Linked DNA regions of Mus musculus: region 2 is linked to region 1. A link is a loop called in an ENCODE intact Hi-C map of the cell type or tissue named here. Cell type or tissue: left cerebral cortex. All regions are shown on one strand. Each heading gives the region's core, and the rest is flanking DNA. Links, peaks and the distances in the headings are about the cores only.

Evidence for each region. Peaks named below come from ENCODE experiments on the same cell type or tissue, not always from the same donor. Only the 100,000 strongest peaks of a DNase experiment are listed, where the experiment ranks them.
Region 2: it touches region 1 in a loop (2.1-fold over the local background); 2 of 42 quality-filtered maps call a loop at or near these places.

The regions. Positions count from the first base shown.
Region 1 is chr2:74,383,119-74,386,926 of GRCm38, reverse strand. No RefSeq gene overlaps it. Among named protein-coding and RNA genes, the nearest start is that of 4930441J16Rik, 77 kb to the right of the region's middle. In left cerebral cortex, for the core only: no CTCF peak of the experiment used is centred there; a DNase peak (open chromatin) is centred at 1,815; H3K27ac peaks cover 246 bases.
Region 2 is chr2:74,127,023-74,130,830 of GRCm38, reverse strand. No RefSeq gene overlaps it. Among named protein-coding and RNA genes, the nearest start is that of Gm31534, 77 kb to the left of the region's middle. In left cerebral cortex, for the core only: no CTCF peak of the experiment used is centred there; DNase peaks (open chromatin) are centred at 1,399, 1,547 and 1,777; H3K4me3 peaks cover 890 bases; H3K27ac peaks cover 402 bases.

The DNA.
Region 1 (3,808 bases), core at 700-3,199:
TGATAGAGGAGGAAGATTCTGGGCTCTTCTTGTGCAATTCCATCCTTCCTAGATACCTTTTCTGTAATGGTGGATTTTCCTAATGGGTCACGGGAAACACCAGGTTTTCTGTCATATCTCTTCCAGATGGTTTCCAGGTTGTTAGATAAAGTCCCACCCCCCAAAGCTGTCAGCCCTACACTGCCTCTCCTGCATCCCACCACCTTCAGTCCCCTCCCTGTCCATTCTGTGCCTAGGATTCCAGGAGTGAGACAGCAACATTCCCATTAAACAAGAGCAGATAACTCAGACGGAATCTCCAGGGCAAATCGACTCTCAGCACCTGGCGCAGTTCCTTTAATGAAGCCTTTTTCTCTCCATGATATGGCTCCATTAGACACTGAGAAGCTGGAGTATGTAAAATATTTTGTTTATCTGGCCTTTCTCAGAGGTACTGTCTGTCATTGTAGATGTCTGCAGTAAATATAGCAACGACATTGCTGGGTGTGTGAAGCTATTAGATTTATGAGGCACATAAACTGCAAAGCTTCTAATAACCATAATTCCTTACTTCAATCATAATACCAGCATTAGTGTCATGTTTTCCAGAGGATTTTATGTTTCTAAAAATATCTTAATTGTGGTTACCATCTCTTTCCTGTAATTCCTTTAATTTGGAAGTGAAAGGCTGTAGCAGGGGTGCAGCTGCAGAAACAGCCCCCGCCCCGCCCCCGGCATTGTCTAGGTGGGCAGCAGACAAGATTGATCACCCATTTTGCAGCTTTTGCAATTAAATTAGATAAATTTTTCTTGGAAAAAAGAGGGTCCACACTAATAAGGATCAACTGATGGCCAAATCAAATGTGGGGGTGGGGAATGGAGGGAAGAACCTTTCTCCTCCCTCCTCTCTTCTTCGCCCTCCCATTCCTGTACCCGGGGTGATTCTGTGGGAATACTTCTACCACCTTGTTCTAACCACTCGGTGTTATTTGAAAAGCCACTGGAAAGATGCCAACCGTCAATTTTCCTTTTGACTCAGGACCCAAAGTTTAGCTCAGGTGCTTGATATAGAAGTCTTGGCTTGAGGAGTTTCTCTGACTTTTAAGGATAAAAGGAAGACAATTTTGTAAGTCATCTTAGAAGCACACACAAACACACACATACGCACGTGCACGCGCGCGCACACACACACACACACACACACGACTCAGAAAGAAAAAGCTATTGGCATTAGTTTGCACAAAAATCTGCCATTGGGCCACACTATTTACAATGCAGCATGGTTGGGTTGCTGCAAGAACTGTTGGGGTACAACAGATGTTTTATTGTATCTATTTTAGAATTGGTAGACGTGAAGTACCACAGTGTTAGCCACTGGAAGATGACTGTAAATAAACATCACTGAATTTATGGCCATGACAGTGACATGGTCAACCCTAGCCAGAGAAACAGAAGAAGGGGACTTTCCCTAAGGAATATTTCTTAACAAATACTTAAGAAAAATGGTTTTTGTGTGTACTCTGAGAGTATTATACTATATATTTTTATCATAGTCTCTCCTCCAATTTTTTCAGATCTTTCCCAATCTCTCTGACCAGCTTTATATTCTTTCTCTTCTTAAAAAAAATACCCCCCCAATAACATGAAGTCCATTTGTCATCTTCCTGTGAGCATGAGGCTTGCCCTGCAGTGTGGTTAATACAGCCAGTGCCACTTCATTGGAGAAAACTGATTTTCCCCTCTCCCAGTAGCTATCAGTTGTGAATAGCCTCTTGGATGGTGAGATGCTGTGCCCACTTTCCCTCCTCCACACCCCAGCTTGATCCTGTGCATGCTGTCACAGTCTCTACAAGTTTGCACATTCAACTGAAGCCAACTACCACCTCTGTCTCTTAGAATCTTTCTTTCCTACTCATGAATATTTTTAAGATTGTTCCCCCTGTGAATAGACACAGATATAAGCATAGCATATAACGTTCACATGATAGAGACATATAAGGGCTACACACAGTTTCATCCTGCAACAATCACCATTGTCAGCTTTGTTGGTTGTTGCAGGTTCTTTTGTTATTCATATTCAAATATAATATTTTCCAGAAATATAATAGCACTACACATGCCATTTGTGGACAGATTTTAAATGCAGTATATCAGGGGCATCTTCTGGAGTGAGAAATCTACATCTGTCTCAACCTAATGAATGTTTCTTTGACATTCTACAGTAGACTTGGAGCCTAAGTTACTTAAATGCTCCTTTACTGATGGGCATTTAAATAGTCTTTAATATTTTGTTCTTGTAAAAAATAAAGTGTTTCTAAGAATATCTTAGCTCTATATCTTTGGGTGTTAATGACCCTGTGTTTGCTGGACAAATTCTTAAAAAGTAACATTAGAAGTTTTATTTATTGCTGGACACAGATTAATATGTGTGAGGAAGCTGTTTTAAAGCTGTGTGGCACTTTCTCACTTTCCCAATAATAAATGAAAGGTTTATTTGCACAATGCATCATGGCGCTAACCATTGCACCTAAGGTGAAGCTACATCTCTTATTTTAGCTAGGAGCTTTGATGAGACTGTCTCATTGCCTTATTTTGCTGTTTTTTAAAAATCAATCATGTCATTGACTTTATATATATATCCCTTTTAAGGATATATAAATATCCATAAGGATCCTTTTTATCCTTTCCATATAAAAATAAAACATGTTTTATATCATTATAATATAATAATATTGCATTCAAACAAGAAGTTAGAAGTAAGTTTCTAAAACTATTGCACTATTTCTTATTATATAATACATTTCATCCTATATAAATTATATAATTTTGGTAAAATCCTGAAGTATTCTTATACATGCTTATACAAAATATATATTTTATTTATTTCTAGCAGTTGTTTTTGAGATATAACTTATTATGCTGTTTGGAGGTTTGGAAGTAGGTGGCTACAATGAAACTATGTCTTTGCACACAGTAGGGCAGTTGCTCACATGAACTGACGGTGGTTGTGACAACATGCATGAGACTCAAGCCAGTTCAAGCTCTACCATGGAGAGAATTGCACACAAAAACCCTCTCCTCTAACTGCAGAGCTGTTGCTGGCAACCGACAGTTCCTGGGATAGGAAGAGTCAGTTTTCCTTAGGAGTATGGCCCTTGCTAAGTGGACCATGCTCCTGTAGAAGTCCACATACCCAAGAATATATGGGTAGCACAAATATGACTTTATGATTGTTTTTAAAGAGGACCCAAAGTTGGGTGGTTAGGAAATGGAGCTGGATCTAGAAGGAGCTGAGGGATGCTGTGACTATGCTCAAAGCACACTATACAAAAACAAAAAAAAAACCTAATAAATTAACTTCTCAAATTGTTATTAATGACATCTGCAATACTTAACGTCAGCCTCTTTTCCTTATTATTTTATATGTTCTATTTAAAAATTGCAGAATGCCTGTCTTCTCATGGCTATATTCCTTTACTCTCTGTTCCTTTGATCTGGTCATCTCCGTTTAGGCACAGTTCCTTTAAAACACATTTAAATCTGGTAGTAGTCATGCAAATTTTCTTTTGACTATATTTATTTTTTGAAATTCCTCAGTCTCCTGATTATCCACTCTTCCAGATTAACATAATTATCATTTTTAAGAGAATTGATAGAATTGGGGTTAAATTTGATGAATGTATCCTTTGCTTTGAGAATTGTCACCTTTGTGTGTCTTGCTGAGTGTGTTGAGGGTACTCACTGCTCTTCTCGGATGCTATAAAAACAGTAGACAAAGACAATGTGGGCTAAGTGTAGGTTTCCAGAGTGGTTAGGCAATGACAGAAAA
Region 2 (3,808 bases), core at 496-2,995, 260 kb after region 1:
CTAATTTAACAACTGCTGGGTGTACACTCACCTATAATAAGTAGGGGAACACCCATTGACCGCCACCATAGCCAGGGTTTAAATATGAAGACTCATTAGTATTTTTCAATGCATTATCTCTTTTCTCCTACATTGGGCTATTTTGGCTGAAATCGTTTGACAGCAGCCTTTGGTCTTATCTGAGAGGTCTTGCTGGCTCTCTGTGCACCTGTGTCCATCCAGACAGCGAACCCGACTGCAAAACTCGTCACCAATGAACTGTCAGATCATTACTACGGTTGATGCTGTATAATCTGTCTTGAAATTAGCATCAGTCTGGCCAGGCTGGGCACTCACTTGCCACAGAGGCTAATTCGCTCCTTGAATATGCATTCATGGAGATGTGCCTGGCTTTGGAATCCAGAGGGAGTACACGTTAAGAGCAGATTTTCTGAATTAGCATGGTGAGAGGAAAGGGTCCTTCATTTAGACGGCTGCAGATGCGACTCCCTCTTGTTCATTACAAGTGCATTTCATCAGCTTTATGATGTCCACATGTCAATTGAGTGTGAGGATTTTGCACACAAAAGAGCCTCAGGGAAACGGGCTCCACTAGCTAATCAGCTGATTATCATACCTCAAATGGGCTGTGGTGCTTGCTGCTCCCAACCTGTATGGGCGAGAGCAGAATTGAAGATTAAGACTGCAAAGAAAGAGGACTGCAGCCAGTTTAGAGAAATTAAAGAGGCGTTTGTTTGTCAGCAAAAGAGAAAGGACAGCGACCGCTCAAGTGAGAGTCTTCGGAAAGAGGTGGACCTTTGAAACAAAATGACTAATGTGTTTCTTTTAAAGGGGACTGGCGGGGAAAGGGTGAAAGGTTAATTAGTATATCATTCTCCCGTTTATGCCCAGCTGTGTAGAGTCTGTCCCGTTTCTGCCCTGGATGTGAAAAACCAGAATTTAAGAACCTGTTCCAGGGTTCAAAGGAGTACCTCAAAGTAACTGAATTAGTTTCCAACAATAGAAGACACACAACTTCCCTGGGCACCTCCTTAAAGATAGCCTTAGATTGTTTGCGAAGTCACTGATTAATAACAAGGGCATAACATGAAAAGAGAAGAAAAATACATCTGTATGGCTCCATAAGACATGCTGGCTAGGAAACATTATGAAAGTCGTTAATTGAGATCTTGTCATCCGAGTTGTATTCTTTATATCCTTTGGGGAGAGGAAATTAATGGGTGGTCTCCCCTCCCCCCCATTTTTTGTCTGAAATTTACCAAAGTTTTCTCCCAGCTCCCCAGGGTCTTCCTCTAGTCTATCTAAAATGCAGTTAGAGCCGAGGCTGTCTTTTGCTTCACAGCGCGCCTGCCTTATGCTTTCATCAGAGGAGTCTAACTCACACAGATGCACTATTTAACAATGCCATCCCCTGCTTTCATCAGAAGGGGGAAGGTTGCAGCGCCGAGCCCTGCAGAATAAGGGGGGCAGGTCCCCTGTGATCGGCGAAAGCTGAACATCGGTGCCAGTTTCCATCTGTCATGATAGCCTATCTCGGAACCTTCAATCTGTCAAAAGCTCGCTGCCTGGCTGAAGGCTCCAGGAGATTTGATGCACTAAACACACTTGACAACAGCATTATCACTGCAAGGAGCCAGCAAAATGCCATCAATGTGTTAATTGTAACCGGCTATGTAAAGTGTCACTTCCCATATCATTTAACACCAGCTTCGCCTCTTTTGCAGTTCCTAATTTTCTACACTTTATAAACATATGGATTGCTCTTGTAGCAACAATGTGTTCTTCTTAGCGGAGCTTTAATTCTGCTTGGAAACACTGCACCCAAGCTTCTATCAGAGAAATGGCTGGGAGGGGTTGGGAGCCTGGAGGTGGGGTAGAGAAAATAAAAGGAAGCTGGGGGAGGGGAAACAGGATTCAAGCCCTTCTCTATCACAGGCAGCTGTGGTGGTTTTTAGACTATGGATTGACTGGTGCTGCGTTGCCCCCCACCCCAACCCCCTCACCCCACCCTGGTTTCTTTTCTCCCCCCTGCTAATGGGCAAATAGTTTTGTTTCTCTCTCCAGAGGATGAAAAATGCAGATCCAGGATGTTTGCAGGCAGGGTGTTTTCTTCCATCATAATATGAACAGTTTTGTAATGGTAAACAGGAGAGCAGCACATAAATAAATGGAAAATCCCCCTTGAAGAACGAAATGGGTTTTTAGCACCCAAGTACCTAATATTCAATTTCTGCTACAACCAGGGCCAGGTGTTAAATTTCTCTAGTTACTGTCACTAATGCAAATTAGATTCTTTTTCTGCTCATAAAAAATCAAATCCACATTAGAAATTAGCTATAAAATGTAATGACTTAAATGCTATAGTGTTTTACAAATCTCCCTGCATATCTATGGTAGATAATGCTGTAAAAGAGAGAGAAGATAATAAAACATAGTAGGAAGTTGAGTTATTTAAAGGTCTTTTGTGACTGATTACTGAAAAATGTGATATATTCTTTTGCTCTTCTCTGCCTGTGCCCCAATTCATTGTGGGAAATGAACACGTTTATGATCCTCTCTCTCTCTCTCTCTCTCTCTCTCTCTTTTACAAGCTGAGCAGTAATCAAAATCCATTTTTAAATGATGTAGCAAGAACTGGAAAAAGCATTTAGATTATTCAGGGAGAAAATACCAACCAGAGAAGTTTACAGTACCTCTGTGACTTTTAATCATGGCTGGTGTAGCCATCCAGAGGGAACTTCAGACCCATTAACTAAGTAGCTCCGTTAGTATGTTAAACTCTTCATTAACAACATCAGCAAACACACCTAGGGATTGTCTCATCTATGTGCATCACCCTACCCACGGTCCACACACACAAATCCAAAAAGAAAGAAAAAACTACCCTTTAAAATGGCTTTTTTTTTTTTTAAATTCTACAGTTAACATCTGAGTAAAACTGAGCTGGGAGAAGCATAAACGCCATATATTTGTCAAAATTTAAACTCTTAGCAGGCATTCCCTCCCCTCCCCTGTAGAATGCATATTTTGCTTTACCTCTGCCAACTACCCAATTTAAGTTCTTAAATTAAAATCATAATGAAACTTTAGGCCCCAGATGAATAGGGAGTTTGTTGCAAAGTAAACAAAGTTAGAATTAACATGGACATTTCTGAATTCAGCTAAAAAAGAAAATCACCAAGATGCCAATACAAGTTTATCTGGGGAGAATACACGCACACTCATGGGCATACAGTACCCGCAATGGTGCTGTTAGACAAATACTCATATTTTCAGGGGGAATTCTAACAGTGTTAAGTAGACCACAAAGACCACACAATTGCCTGCCTCCTGATTCTAGAGGTAGTCTAAAGAGATCCACATAGACCACAGTCCCCCAAAGGTACTCTCTATCCTGAGCAAAGAGCAGCCATACCTTCTTTCTGGGCCATAGCACCCTGCCCGTGGCACTGGGAATACAAGGTGGCAGCCACGCCCAAGATCTTCCCTCCAGATAAGAGAACTCCATATTAGGTTATCTTACAACCCTCTTTGGCTCCCCTGACACAATAGCATCTGCCCTACTCCTGAAACAGACCTGGCAGTTAGCATCTGGGTTTTGGAGTGAAAAGACACAGGCAAACACACCCAGGTGGCCAGGCTTCCTCCTCGGTGCTTGGAACCTGGTGTTTCTGAAGACTCGTTCTGCCTTCACTCCTTGACTCATTGCACGTGACTTGCCTCTTCTTATACGTCTCCATGAGTCTCTACATCAGCCTTTGTCCAGTGTCTTCAGTCACACACCTCTGATCAGAGCAGGGCATAGAAA